Linked DNA regions of Homo sapiens: regions 2, 3 and 4 are each linked to region 1. A link is a contact called in ENCODE Hi-C or POLR2A ChIA-PET data. All regions are on one chromosome and are shown on one strand. Each heading gives the region's core, a stretch centred on a gene start or an enhancer-like site at or near the end of the contact. The rest is flanking DNA. Distances are from core to core; before and after follow the strand shown. Region 1 holds the start of ICA1L (islet cell autoantigen 1 like). Region 2 holds the start of CTLA4 (cytotoxic T-lymphocyte associated protein 4). Region 3 has its middle 52 kb from the start of CTLA4. Region 4 overlaps NOP58 (NOP58 ribonucleoprotein).

Region 1 (3,490 bases), core at 276-2,775:
CATTCATTCAGGACCTAGTTTGTATTAGGCACTGTGCTAGGTGCTAAGGCTGCAGAAATGCGTAAGGGAGGAGCAGCTTTGAAGCAGCTCGGCACCTAATGGGGAAGACAGGCAGGTAGATCGTTACAGCCAGAGAGCAGTATGCCCCTTAGGAGAAATGCCTCATTTGGTAAGATTCAGGAAAGCCATCCCAAGGAAATAGGTCAATCACTCATGTTTGCCAAACGCTAATTTTTACCCTTCTGAGGAAAGCTGTAGACTCCTCAAAAAAACAAACAAAATTTTGCACATAATCTCAGGTATTTGCCTATTCCTTGAAATCCAAATATCTCAGGGTAAAAGTCTAAAGACATTTAATGTTTTCAGTCCAAATTAACCCTCTGTAGCTTGCCACTTTTCCTATTCTAAAAGTATAATTTCCAGGTTAAGGTGAGTATTTTGTACTGTTAATATTCCAGAACCTCGGCCGGGCGCGGTGGCTCATGCCTGTAATCTCAGCACTTTGGGAGGCCGAGGCGGGCGGATCACGAGGTCAGGAGATCGAGACCATCCTGGCTAACACGGTGAAACCCCGACTCTACTAAAAATACAAAAAACTTAGCCAGGCGTGGTGGCAGGCGCCTGTAGTCCCAGCTATTCGGGAGGCTGAGGCAGGAGAATGGCGTGAACCCGGGAGGCGGAGCTTGCAGTGAGCCGAGATCGCGCCACTGTACTCCGGCCTGGGCGACAGAGCGAGACTCCGTCTCAAATAAAATAAAATAAAATAAATTCTAGACTCACCCCATCTTTGTCATCATACAGATTTTAATTATCACCTCGAGTGTTAACCTTTTAATTCTTTGCTAGCCTATGTGTCGCAGTTGTAATTAATAATTCGTATTCTGCTGTTTTAGGAAAGTTCTTTTAAGTTTTGGAGTCACCTTTAAAAAGAATGAAGTTTGAATTTATTAAATTATCTCCTACTAGTAGTAAATAGTTTTGCCTTCCTTTTTGTTTTTTTCCTGAGACTTTCAGGATCCGGTTTTACCTTTTACTCTTGAAGATTCATCATAAACATTATGGATATGGATATGTGCATTTGAGATTGGTTATGAACGGTTGTTAACTTAGACCTCTTTAAACCTTTAACACGGGAGTTAAATACAGCGGGCGAACGCTTTCCGCCTAAGGAGCACTGGTGCTAAGGGGCCGCCCCAGAAGGCCCGGCAGGTCCGGGGGTGGGGGTGCTCGGAGGGAGCCGGGAGGGCCCCGGGCCAATGCCTTCCACTTCCCCACGCCTCAGAGAGCTCACACTCAGCTCCTCGTAATGTTCTGACCGGTTTGGTGTTTGTCATTTCACTTTATTAAGTAAAGAGGAAATCGGGAAAGGAGGAATAGAGAGGGTCCCCGAGTTCATTCAAGAGCAGACCGAGAGATGCTCCGATCCCGAGTCGGGCCGGTGGCGGGGTCAGGCCGGCGCCCGAGGGGGGCGAACGCGGACGCCAGGTCGCGCGGTTTAAATCTCCCGCCTCCCGCAGCGGGAGCCTGACACCTCCACGCACTGGTGCGGAGGGGCACTGGCTGCCGGAGGGCCGGGAGTCGGCGCGGGGCTCGCGGGCGGTGGCCGGAACGGGTGCCGGGACGGATCACCGTACGGCCGAACGCGACCCGAGGAGGCGGAAGAGCGGCGCCGGTAAGCTTCTGCTGCCTCCTGTCCGCCCCTATTCCCCCTCAGGCGGCGGTCAGGCCCGGAGACCAAATCCCGGGTTCCCATGGCGACGCCGGGAGGCGGGGGCGCGGCGGGAGGCTCCGGCCACACGCGCGCGCGCGCGGCTTCTCGGGGCCTTGCTGGCCTCCTCGGTTCTCTGGGGGACCCCGGCCGCTGCCTGCGGCCTTCTTCCAGGCGAGGCCCTGCTCGGGGTTCTTCCGGCCTCCCCCCAGGCAAAACCCGCAAGGAGCGGTTTCTGGCGTGGCTGGGTCCCCTGCGGCGGAAGGGCGCCTCCCGGCCACGCTCGCTGTAGTGAAGGAGCGCGGCAGCCTGGGGCTCGTTTGGGTGATTTCCCTCGGCGGTGGAGGTCGCTCCTAATAGAGGCGGCGGCGGATCACCCGAACAGCCTTCAGGTGCTTCCCTGCTGACCTCTTTTTAACGTGGTGCTTATTTTTATTTCGCTATTATTTTGTAATGGGAATGTCTTCCTTAGAAACTAATTGGCAACCGATGGATAAAAACAAAACATAGTAAATGTGCAGTTTGAGCTGAACTGCAGAATGCACGGGCCCGCGAGGGGCTCCGCGCACAGATCCTGCTCCTTAGGCCGGCAACCCGACCCCACGGCACAGATATGGCTCCTGGAAACGCGCGTCAGCTGGTCAGGTGCCCAGGTGATGTCAGTGGTCAGATACCTGATGCTCTAAGGAAGACGGAGAGGGGAAAGCGGGGAGTCCATCCTGGCAGCTCACCCGCGATGCTGGGGCGTTGCCAGTAGAGGGGGTGGAATCATTTTTCGTGTAATAGATGATCTTGATGCACACAGCATAAAAGCTGTTATAAACTATGGGTCTCTGTAAAATAGATTGTTGGGAAGGTAACATTTTTCCATGGTTTTGATTTTTCCCAAAAGTATTTATGTATTGATTTATTTGGTTCTGACTCAGGCGACGTACTGTAAGACGATATTACTTTAATCATCTTCACATCAGTATTTATGGAATAGCCACAGGTGCCTCATCCTTTAGTAGGAGTTAATTATACATTTACTGGCCGAGTAAACATCTCCGAATGGTATGTATGTATTTTTATGTGACCAAAATTTTAAATCGTTTAGTATTTGTTATCTGTGCCTATCATACCCAGTATTCTTTGAAATCTCTTTATTTAATAGTTCAAAATGATTGTTTATCTAGTCGTTGAAACAGCTATGTGGAAGGCAGTGTTCTAATTACCAGTTTAATTTTAGAGTTAGAAGGGTGCTCAGAGATCAGCCAGTCCAAAGAGGAAAAATTGCAAATATGAGAACTGGTGGAAAAAGTAGGATGCCATATTTTTATTATAAATATCATAAAAATATAAAACAAAGTTTATACCAGTTATGGAACTAGGACCAGATATCAAAATATTAGATACAAAATAGATAATATACTGTCTTGTTCTACTATACTGCCAAACTTGGTGATTTCATTGTGTGATTCTATATTTACATTTTTTCTGTACTTTTATACTTTAGCTTTTTCAGTACTCACTGCGCTTCCTTTAAAATTTTATTCTTTTTATATTCTTTAACAACAACAGATGGGATATGTGAGTTTTAAATATATCTGTAACTGGAAAGATTTCCTCGTTCGAAGTAGATTTTGTTATTTAATAATATTCTTATTACCCTCTTCCATTTTGTCTATTTTTCATTCATCACTTAAGTTTTGTGTTTTTTTCGGAAATCAAAATTTTCAAACTTGTACTTGGATCCAGTATTCACCATTAAAATTTAGTCACCTTCTATGTATCTCATTATTA
Region 2 (3,490 bases), core at 288-2,787, 1.0 Mb before region 1:
ACTCCATTGCAGTAGTTCATTACTTTCTGCTCTGTATTAAAGTTATTTGTGAGCTAATCATATCTCCTCACTCTTTTACTTGTGGTTCATGAACTCCTGTGAGCAGTGATTATAGCCCACCCAAGTGAGCACTCAATAATCTTTATTGTATTGACTCTAAGCTTAAGAAATCCTAAATGTCCTGCCCTCTCCCCAAGCAAGCTCACACTCATCACCACTAAATGCGGTCACACTCAACTTTCCAGTATTGGGAGGGTCCTGTTACTGGTTGAGATAAATTTACTTTAGGAAATTTAAATACTTCTAAGAGTGTTTATTTAATCTTTACATATTTAAAACATGTAAAAATAAGAAAACATATATGAATATTTCTTCTCCAGTAAAAATTAAATCATCAAATATCTTTTGAGTACCTACTTCATACAAACTACATGGTTTCTTAACCAAGAAGGTCTAGAGAGAGATAAGGTTGAGATTCAATGGATATACTCATCATTTTAAGCCGTGTAACAAACCTGGTGTCAGTCTCTGAAGAGCTGAAAACTGAGGATCTGCATCTGAAACCCACACGTAGGTCAGGCAACAATTAAGTATTGTATGCCAAACAGACTGGTGGCTTTCTTTCTTTCCTTTTCCTTGTCTTTTTTTTTTGGCAATTTCAAACTTTTATTTTTAAATAATTGGCTAATTAGCTAGTAGAATTGATTAAGAGAACCTTAAAACCTTGAATTAAGTAAAGAAGGCATTCTTCCCACAATTTCCCTACATTTTAAACAAGCTGGCTAATTCATTTATAAAGTATATGAATCCGAGGACCTTAAAACCTTGAATTGTATAGCAAAAAAACTCTTCCCAGGATTTGCTTAAGTCAATTTTTTTTAAAGGAACTTGTGAGCTCATCCTGAAACCCAGCTCAAATGTATTCAGGACTATGGCTATCCTTTCCCTCTTAAATCACTTCCAGTCTCATAGAAGGGTCTGAAATTGCCTGTGTCTCTCTACTAAACCAACTCACATGCATTCATGAAGCCCCTACTAAATACCTGGCGCTCTGTTCTGAGCTATCTCTTTGCCTTATTTGCTGCCGCCCAACTGCTCCCTGCTGGCCCTGGAATACAGAGCCAGCCAAGCCAGATTGGAGTTTTACCTTTAACTTCTGGCTTTGCTATAAATCACTGCCTTTGACTGCTGAAACAAATGAAACCCAGGTAGGAGAAACACCTCCTCCATCTTCATGCTCCAAAAGTCTCACTCACCTTTGCAGAAGACAGGGATGAAGAGAAGAAAAAACAGGAGAGTGCAGGGCCAGGTCCTGGTAGCCAGGTTCAGCTGAGCCTTGTGCCGCTGAAATCCAAGGCAAGCCATGGCTTTATGGGAGCGGTGTTCAGGTCTTCAGGAAGTAGAGCAAAACCTTTCAGGATCCTGAAGCTTTGAAATGTGTTTGAACCCACACAGAATCAAGGACTTTATATAGATAGCTTTGATCCCAGATATGTATTACACATGTGCACACACAGAAGGCACTTGAATAGAAAGCCTTTTTGTTTTGGTTTTACGAGAAAGGAAGCCGTGGGTTTAGCTGTTACGTCGAAAAGACAACCTCAAGCACTCAACTGAACAAAACAAGCCAATCCATGGATGGAAAATGTATTCAATTTGAAACTGAAGCTTCATGTTCACTTTGAGGATCTGGATAACTAAGTGGAGACTTGGAGAATTTCCTGGAGTACAAGGGTCCTCCTAAATCCCAATTTTATTCAATCTTCTGGGCATCCTTAACCATCCAGTCCAATTCATTTCATTGACAACTCCAAAACTACTAGGCTGCTAACTTTCTGAGCCCTTGGGCTAATGGCAGGATTTGTCTAGGCATCATTAATAAAAACTGTATTCTATCTGTGAAGCACCATCCTTCTAATGGTCCCTTGACAGCTTTACAAATAAGTTTATTTCTCCTAAATCCATTTAGCATTTGGTTAAGAGAAAAAAACTAAAATCACAAGAAATAAACTGAAAATAGGCGGAAAAGAAGCTGCCTCTGGTTTTGCAGAAGGAAAGAATTCAGGTGTTCTTAAAAGCCTTAACTCAACAGAGACAAAACAGAGTTGAAGAAGGTCCAAAGAAAAGCCAACCCAAATGATTCAAGAGATTAGAGCCGTCCATAAAAGGATAGACTTTTTTTTCTAATACAAATTTTTCAAGCAGAAAATTCAAAAGTGAAGATTAAATATAACCAGAGTCCTTAAATTTGTGACAGCTGTAGACAGGACCAATGATCTAACAAAAAGAATTTGAAACATTGAGGACCTTCCTTAAATCTGGAGAGTTTTCATACATTTTAATAAAGAAAGAAACATTCATGGGGAACCTGTAATATGCCCGGAATTCTGTGCACTTAGGATTGAATGATGACAAAACAAAAACATAGTTGATACCTTAAGGGGCTTCTAGAAGGCTGACATGCAAACAGACAGTTGTAACAGGGAATATGACATTTGCCTACTCCAGTCCGTCCATGGTTTCCCATTGTCCACACCTCAGCACAGCAGAGGAGACTCTGCAGAATACTCACCAAATGCCTCCCTCTTTGGCCTGTACCCCAGCATTCCCTCCCATTCCCCCTTCCTGCATTTGTCTTTCCTTCCACGTGCCTCTTTCAGGCCTCATCACCTTTACCCATGCTGTTCCTACTGCCTTTTTTCTCCTATTATCTTATTTTATACTCCTTCTCATCCTCCAGGACTTAGCTCAGCTGTCATCTCCTCCAGGAAGCCTCTTCTTTTTTTTTTTAAAATTTTATTATTATTATACTTTAAGTTTTAGGGTACATGTGCACAACATGCAGATTTGTTACATATGTATACATGTGCCATGTTGGTGTGATGCACAGAAGCCTTTTCTGACCTGCCTGTTTTCTATACACTGCTACACATTATAGAAACCTTCAAGCCCCAGCTCAAGCGCCAACAAGCAATAACAACCTAATGGGCACTTCCTAATGCCAGACTGGGCAACAGAGGTTTTTTAAAAAGTGAAAAACAAATGTTCCTGCCCTCAAGAGGAACACACAGCAGTGGCAGGGACAGACAGCTAAACCCATGATCATGATAGAGTGAGATCAATGCTGGAATTGAAGTATTATGTAGAGGAGCAGAAGCCAGTGGTTCAGCCTGTGGAAGTCAGAAAGGGCTTCTCAGAAGACGAAAAGCCTGAACTTATTATTGAGAACAGAGAAAAGGGTGGATATTCAGACAAGAAGAATAACATGGGCTAAAGTTGGAAACGGCATGAAGAGTTCATTATGGTCACAGGACAAAGCTTGTCTGGGGATGAGCAGAAGGTGCAAGCGGATGCTCTTAGCAGCAAGGGCCAATGAAACATAAGGAGCAAACTGGTATGACTGAGTTCACATTTGGGGGAAATTTTAGGGATGGGGAGGATGGGTTCAGGGAGAAATGTAACCAGGAAGACTGGGAAGAAGACTATTGGA
Region 3 (3,490 bases), core at 371-2,870, 940 kb before region 1:
GTTGAAGGGTTGTACTGCGACCATAATTAATCTTTCCAATTCGTCCTTGCACTGTGGGAAATAGCTTATCCCAAGTAATGGAAGGAGAAAAGTCTCCTTCCCTTTTTCCTGAGTTTAGTGGTCTTGTCATGCTCCAGCCATATGATTCTCTGCACAATCACCATCCTACTCCACCCTTGGGGGTAGGAGGAAAGACAGAGCTTGCATCCCAGAGTGCTGCCCCTCCTGTCCCCACAGGACCAGGGAGGAATCAGAAAACAGGGGCCAAGTCCATTGCTGTACTGGGAAAATGACACCCACAGTATTCTATCCCTCAACTCTACCATGAGTTGGTGAGTTGGCACATTTGGTCACCTTTAGCCTAGCTTCTAAAATAAACCTCCACAGAAAACTTAATAATGGAATAGGTACAGTTTTGTTACTGTTTTCCCCTCTTGACTCCTCCAATGGGTGCCTCTTCCTGGATAAGGGGGATGCAGGCACAGTGCCGTACTTGCAATAGAAAGAAGGCTGATGTTGGACACGGAATCTGAGCTCCTGAAAAGTATGAATATGATGCATGGCACGTAGAGCCAATCCAAGGGAATGGGCAACGCCTCTTTGAGGAAGTGAGTTTTAAGCTGAGATATAAGGAATGGAGAGGAGTTCCCAGGGCACAGAGAGTTTCTAGCGGAGCAGGCAATAGATGCAAATGCCCCTAGTGATGGAGACCACAGTGCTTTCCAGAAACCGAAAGAGACTCGTGTGGTTGAACCAGAGAGAAGGAGAGGGAGCTTAGCATGGAAACAGGCAGGTGAAATAGACATGGAGATTCAAAGGAAAGAAGCTAGCTATGAGGCAGCCTTGTGGGAAACTGTGTCCTCTTTCTGCATGAAACTCTCTTGAACTGCAGACACAGAACATAAGGAGCACCTAGGTGGTCCTTTCCAGCAGCGTATCCCCTCTTCCTGTGACTTTCATTTCTTTTCAAACCCAGAGCCCACCTCATTCCCTCTAAAAAGTCCTCCCTGATTTCCTATGTCTACTGCCCACCTATCTGTCCTGCCCTTCACAGCACTTCCCGGTTTCCTTTGTCACAATCAGTGGCTTTCCCTACCCTAGTTGATGCTAAAAATAAAGCATTAGAACAATAGAAAGCAGAAATCACTGCAATTCCTGGTCCCCTTTTCCTGTAACCTGAGGGAAAATGCAAGCCTCACAGGATATTTCAAAATGATGGCTTCGTCTTTTAATGCAGAGGGAAGAATTTCCTGGCTATTAAAAACACTTTAACAAATGGAATCCAGGCACCCAGGTCCTTCCTCATGCATGTCTCAATACAAATTTCCCCCCTTGTTCCAAAGAAATAATTATTTATCATCACAAAAAGTGTTTTATCTACCAAAAACGAAAACAAACATACTGAAAAAATGAAAAATGGCTTTTGTGGACAAAAAGGAGGAGGTGTGACTAGTTTAACAAAAACATCAGCTTTGTGTCTGATGGTATCACAGCCTACTCCCCTGTAACTGCAATGAAACATATAAACCCATAGATGGCAGAAGGTGACTGCTAAGTAAATACCTAGTTCCAGACCTCACAGAATCAGGTCTAAACAGCTCACGGCGGGAGCTTCGCGTCCATCCATCTTTGCAACAACCGCCGTACTGGTAGTGTAGCTTCCACTTCCCTATTACAGTTGGATAATCATAGAGGAGGACTCAGATTTCACCATTTTCAAAAACACTTTCTGGCATTTTAAATTCCATGCTATATGAAAATTAGCCCAATTCCTCACATCCTGGTGCAATCATCCCAGTCCCATCTTCAGTGAGCGACATCTGGTACACATGCACTACATTAGAATCCCAACTAGGTAGGCACCGTGGCTTATGCCTGTCATCCCAGTACTTTGGGAGTCCAAGGCAAGCAATTCACTTGAGAGCAAGAGTTCAAGTCCAGCCTGGTCAACGTAGTAAGACCCCATCTCTACAAAAAATAAAAATAAAAAAATTAGCTGGGCATGGTGGCACACACCTGTGGTCCCAGCTACTCAGGAGGCTAAGGCAGGAGGCTTGTTTGAGCCCAAGAGGTTGAAGCTGCAGTGAGCTATGATCACACTATTGCACTCCAGTCTGGGCCACAAAGCGAGACCCTATCTCTAAATAAATAAATAAGAATTCCAACTCTTCCTCATGTCTGTCCTTGGCCTCTGAACTCCCTCCATGTTTTCCACAGTCTCCCTCAGTTTTAGTGCCAAGACCTGGCCACAAACACCAAATCAGTCTGGGCAGTGACTATCAGAGCTGCAGGGTTTACTTCAGTTTATAGCTCTAAGTCTTGATTATATTTGTTTAGTGATAAGAGTTTATCAAGCCTGATCTTTGCTTTAATGAATCCTCACAATGGTGCCATGCACTCAATTCAGAAGTGAAACAAATTTAGATGCCAAGTGGCTAGCATTTTCTAGCCTGTGACATTGGGCCAAAATGGTCCAATGAATTTTCAACCCATCCAGCTGTGCTTCCCCATGTATTCATGTGTGTCCTCCTAAATTGGTTCCTTTTTTTTTCTTTTTTTCTAATTTCCAAAGTTTCCGTGGTGATCCATGGTCACTTTGCTATTAACTATTATTGTTAAGATAATTTTATTCAGGTGTAGTGGCACGCGCCTGTAGTCCCAGCTACTGGGGAGGCTGAGGCAGGAGAATCGATTGAACCCAAGAGGCGGAAGTTGCAGTGAGCTGAGATTGTGCCACTACACTCTAGTCTGGGTGACAGAGTGAGACTCTGTCTCAAAGAAGAAAAAAAAGAGAGAGAGAAAGAGAGAGAATTTCCATTTCTTAGGTATAATCAAAATGTCAACACTACTACCTTGACCCCCCCATTACAGAGCACTTCCAGGGTGCAGGTACCTTCCTAAAGTACTTGCTTCTACATGTTAATTCAGGTAATCCTCACAACAACCATATGAACTAAGCAAAAGCATTGTTATTAATCCCCAATTTACAGATGAGGAAGCTGAGCACAGAGAAGTTTAATAATTTCAATGAAGGTCACACAGAAAACAGTAGAGTTGGGATTTGAGCTCAAGCCACCTGGCTCTGTCTGCCATGTTCTTAACCACTATGATAAGTCTCACTTTGAACTATCACAGGGGCCCAAAATGAACAAAGTTCATCTTCTCTCTCCCTGTTGAATTTGTGACAGGTTGGTTTGAGGGTGAGCATGGGAATGGAAATAGCTACTGTCTGGAACCTCATGGTGTGGTCTTTACAAGTCCAGACTGATCAAAGAAATCGACTACAGGCCCAATAAGACTGCCCACAAGCACTTGGTGAGCCTTCCTAAGGGCAGAGCCAGAAGTTTGATTAGTGGAGCTCTGGTTACCAAGGGTAGAGTGGGGTATATCGCTGGCTTAGCCTCCTATTTTTGTTTCTCATTTCTAAAATAGGGATAATTCCATCCAGCTCACTTCAGCATATATTGAACAGAAATCCCTGAATAGATAC
Region 4 (3,490 bases), core at 634-3,133, 590 kb after region 1:
GGAGGCCAGGGCGTGTTGGCGGGCGTCTGTAATCCCAGCTACTTGGAAGGCTAAGGCAGGGGAATCCCTTGAACCCGGGAGGCAGAGGTTGCAGTGAGCCGAGATCATGCCACTGCACTCTAGCCAGGGCAACAGAGTGAGACTCTGTCTCAAATAAATGAAATAAAATAAAATAAAATAATTAGCCAGCATGGTGGCATGTGCCTGTAGTCCCAGCTACTGAAGAGGGAGGATTGCTTGAGAACAGGAGGTCAAGTCTGCAGTGAGCTGTGAGACTGCGCCACTGCACTCCCAATTAGCTGGGACTACAGGCGCCTGCCACCACACCCGGTTAATTTTCTGTATTTTCAGTAGAGACAGGGTTTCACTGTGTTAGCCAGGATGGTCTCGATCTGCTGACCTCGTGATACTCCTACCTTGGCCTCCCAAAATGCTGGGATTATTATAGGTGTGAGCCACCGCGCCCCGCCCGAATTGTTCTGCTTTCTGTATTTGGGAGGCTATTTTCCTAGTCTTTCTTTCCACTCTCACATTTTATTTCATCTCCAGCAATACACCCCTACTAAAAGTTTTCTAATAAATATATTTCTAAAAAATATAAGGACCCCATTTTCGTTGGAAAAAAATGTGGCTAGACAAAAATATGGCATGATATACATAGAACATTAACATTATATATGGGTAGCAGATTTGTTAAAGTCAATTTTTATCATTTTTTGTTCTTCTATATCTTCTAGAACAAATAGGTATTACTTATTTGCTCAGTTCAGCTGATGTTAGGGGAAATCCATTATCATGTAGCTTAGAGAAAAGAAAAAAATGTATTGAGAATTTATGATAAGCAACTTATTGCAAAGGCTAGGCTTTGTAGTTGGTATGCTGTGAGATCTGACTAGCAGGCATGACCAAAAATATCGTGACTTTACCTTTATGACCCCTCCTAGTTTAGCATCAGCTACTGCCAGCGGTTCATGGGCTTCTTTTACTATTTTCTTCAGAACTTTTTTCAGCTGCTTATTGATTTTGCCCTCCATCAGAGCTGTGAATGCTTTTCAAGAAAAAGAAAAACAAAAGCATTAACTCTCAAATTTTTAACTTTGAGACCTTGCCCTAGTTGACACTTAAAAAAATAAAATAGGCCTTTCAAAGGGCTTGAATTTAATGTTACTTCTGAAATGAAATGATATATGTTTTATAAGTTACATGTTTCACAATTTCATTTGATCTTCCCACCCTCATTTTTGCTACAGAGCCAGGGGTAAAATCAGGTCCAGGGTTTCTTTCCTTCTCACAAGAATCTTCTCATGAACTCAAGGGAGAATCATGAAATCTTAGAAACAATCTTTTTGGGAAGACAAAACAGACTCACTTTCCTTTGTCATTTCAAATAGACTGTCCTGAAATATCCTAAAATCACATCAAAACTAGTAAAAATGAGTGTAATCATTTTCAAAGTTCTGCCATAATATAAACATGTTTGAGTGAAGGCCTTAGCTTTGCTTGTATCTCCACTTGTACACCTCCAGCAATGTAAAACTTAGTAGCAAAGGCTGCCTATTCTATTTTGAGACCGCTGGTATTTCTGGCAAGTTCTAAATCAGCTGCTTTATATTTCTCACCCTTCCTTAGACCTATATTCCCTTTTTCTGGACCCACACGAACTAATACCTCTTCTGAAATTTATCTGACATTTGACTGAGGTAAAAGTATGCTTGGGTTACCCAGGCATGGTGGTGTGTACCACCAGCCTGGCCAACACGGCGAAACCCTGTCTCTACTAAAAATACAAAAATTAGCTGGGTGTGGTGGCATGTGCCTGTAGTCCAGCTACTGGGGAGGCTGAGCTGGGACAATCACCTGAGCCCAGGGAGTTCAAGGCTGCAGTGAGTCATGATCATGCCGCTGTACTCCAGCAGCCTGGTGACAGACCCTGTCTCAACAAAACAAAAACAAAAAACATAAAAAGTATGCTTGGGCTGCGCGTGGTGGCTCAAGTCTGTAATCCCAGCACTTTGGGAGGCTGAGGCTGGCAGATCACCTAAGGTCAGGAGTTCGAGAGACCAGCCTGGCTAACATGACGAAACACTCTACTAAAAATACAAAAATTAGCTGGCCCTGGTGGCTCACGCCTGTAATCCTAGCTACTCGGGAGGCTGAGGTAGGAGAATCGCTTGAACCCAGAGGTGGAGGTTAAAGTGATACCGTGACATTGCACTCCAGCCTAAGTGACAAGAGCAAAACTCCATCTAAAAAAAAAAAAAGAAAAAGAAAAAGAAAAGAAAAATGCTTGGCAGGAATGAAGGTCTATCAACAATTTCCAAGGTCAGGCAGTTTGTGCTTAATAAGTCAGGTCTTGCTCTTCCCTCCTGATCGTATATCCATTCGAATTATGATCAAATGGATAATCCCAGCACTTCAGGAGGCTGAGGTGAGCGGGTCACGAGGTCAGGAGATGCGACCATCCTAGGCAACATGGTGAAACCCCATCTCTGCTAAAAATACAAAAATTAGGTGAGCGTGGTGGCATGAGCCTGTAATCCCAGCTACTCAGGAGGCAGAGACTACAGTGAGCTGGGATCGCGCCCCTGTACTCCAGCCGAAGATCAGTATCAAAAAAAAAAAAAAAAAGACTTGCAAGTTGAAAACACAATCAAGAATAAAAATAAACCACTTCATGCAAATAGCATATATGAATGTCTGAGACCAATACAAATTCAACATCACACCCCAACAGACCCTATTTCTTTATTTAAAAAAAAAAAATGATGGCCAGGCACGGTGGCTCATGCTTGTAATCCCAGCACTTTGGGAGGCCAAGGCGGGTGGATCACCTGAGGTCAGGAGTTCCAGAGCAGCCTGGCCAACAGGCAAAACCCCGTCTCTACTAAAAAATACAAAAATTAGCTGGACATGGTGGTATCACCTGTAATCTCAGCTACTTTGGAGGCTGAACCCAGCCTCCTGGGAGAATTACTTGAACTCAGGAGGTGGAGACTGCAGTGAGCCGAGATCATGCCACTGCACTCCAGCCTGGGTGACAAAATGAAACTCCATCTCCAAAAAAAAAAAAATCTTTTTTGAGAGGGGGTCTTGCTATATTGCCCAGGCTGATCTTAAATTCCTGCCCATCTTAGCCCCTCAAAGTGTTGGGATTACAGGTGTTAGTCACTGTGCCTGGTCTCATCAAACTCTAAGGCTATGAGGTTTAAAATGTACACTGTGACATTTACAGCCATTTAGTTGTGGTTCTGTCATGTCAAAACTGCCTTATAATAGGCAGTGAGAACTGAATTCCCAGGGGAAGGATTCTGCTTTCTTAATTAGCTGATGTTCATTTAACTTTCTGGTGAAAACAGATAGGAAAAGGCATTGTAAATGTTTCTATGACAGCATTCCTGATAAAATTCACTATTTTCATTCATTTTCCCCAAAATATTTATTATAAACCTTCTATAGCTGTATACTTTGCTAGCGTCTAGGAATTTGACAG

The links. Hi-C counts contacts between places; a loop is a spot of excess contacts on that map. ChIA-PET counts read pairs that join two places held with the same protein, here RNA polymerase II (POLR2A). Pooled maps may share reads with other maps.
Region 2: a loop to region 1 is called in a pooled map, with 3 times the contacts of the local background. The contact joins the promoter of CTLA4 here to the promoter of ICA1L in region 1. A Hi-C loop is called at or near these places in 4 of 50 pooled maps.
Region 3: a map of MCF 10A shows a loop between it and region 1 (31-fold over the local background). The contact joins the enhancer-like site here to the promoter of ICA1L in region 1. A Hi-C loop is called at or near these places in 3 of 168 maps with a recorded cell type or tissue (MCF 10A, endothelial cell of umbilical vein and naive thymus-derived CD4-positive, alpha-beta T cell), 1 of 37 single-sample maps with no recorded cell type and 12 of 50 pooled maps. POLR2A ChIA-PET finds 5 or more read pairs at or near these places in 2 of 52 experiments (OCI-LY7 and endothelial cell of umbilical vein).
Region 4: a map of mammary epithelial cell shows a loop between it and region 1 (12-fold over the local background). The contact joins the enhancer-like site here to the promoter of ICA1L in region 1. A Hi-C loop is called at or near these places in 3 of 168 maps with a recorded cell type or tissue (chondrocyte, heart left ventricle and mammary epithelial cell) and 7 of 50 pooled maps.

The regions. Positions count from the first base shown.
Region 1 is chr2:202,869,801-202,873,290 of GRCh38, reverse strand. It overlaps ICA1L (islet cell autoantigen 1 like), which reads left to right and starts at 1,525. Exons shown (of 13, transcript NM_001288622.3): 1 at 1,525-1,672. RefSeq lists silencers at 1,213-1,342, 1,403-1,452, 1,493-1,982.
Region 2 is chr2:203,865,818-203,869,307 of GRCh38, reverse strand. It overlaps CTLA4 (cytotoxic T-lymphocyte associated protein 4), which reads right to left and starts at 1,537. Exons shown (of 4, transcript NM_005214.5): 1 at 1,257-1,537. The coding sequence starts at 1,365.
Region 3 is chr2:203,813,526-203,817,015 of GRCh38, reverse strand. No RefSeq gene overlaps it. Among named protein-coding and RNA genes, the nearest start is that of CTLA4, 52 kb to the left of the region's middle. Within about 2 kb of position 1,620, at least 7 of the 41 ENCODE cell types and tissues checked have a DNase peak (open chromatin) inside an H3K27ac peak, as active enhancers do.
Region 4 is chr2:202,279,909-202,283,398 of GRCh38, reverse strand. It overlaps NOP58 (NOP58 ribonucleoprotein), which reads right to left. Exons shown (of 15, transcript NM_015934.5): 4 at 927-1,048. Among named protein-coding and RNA genes, the nearest start is that of SNORD70B, 3.5 kb to the right of the region's middle. Within about 2 kb of position 1,883, at least 3 of the 41 ENCODE cell types and tissues checked have a DNase peak (open chromatin) inside an H3K27ac peak, as active enhancers do.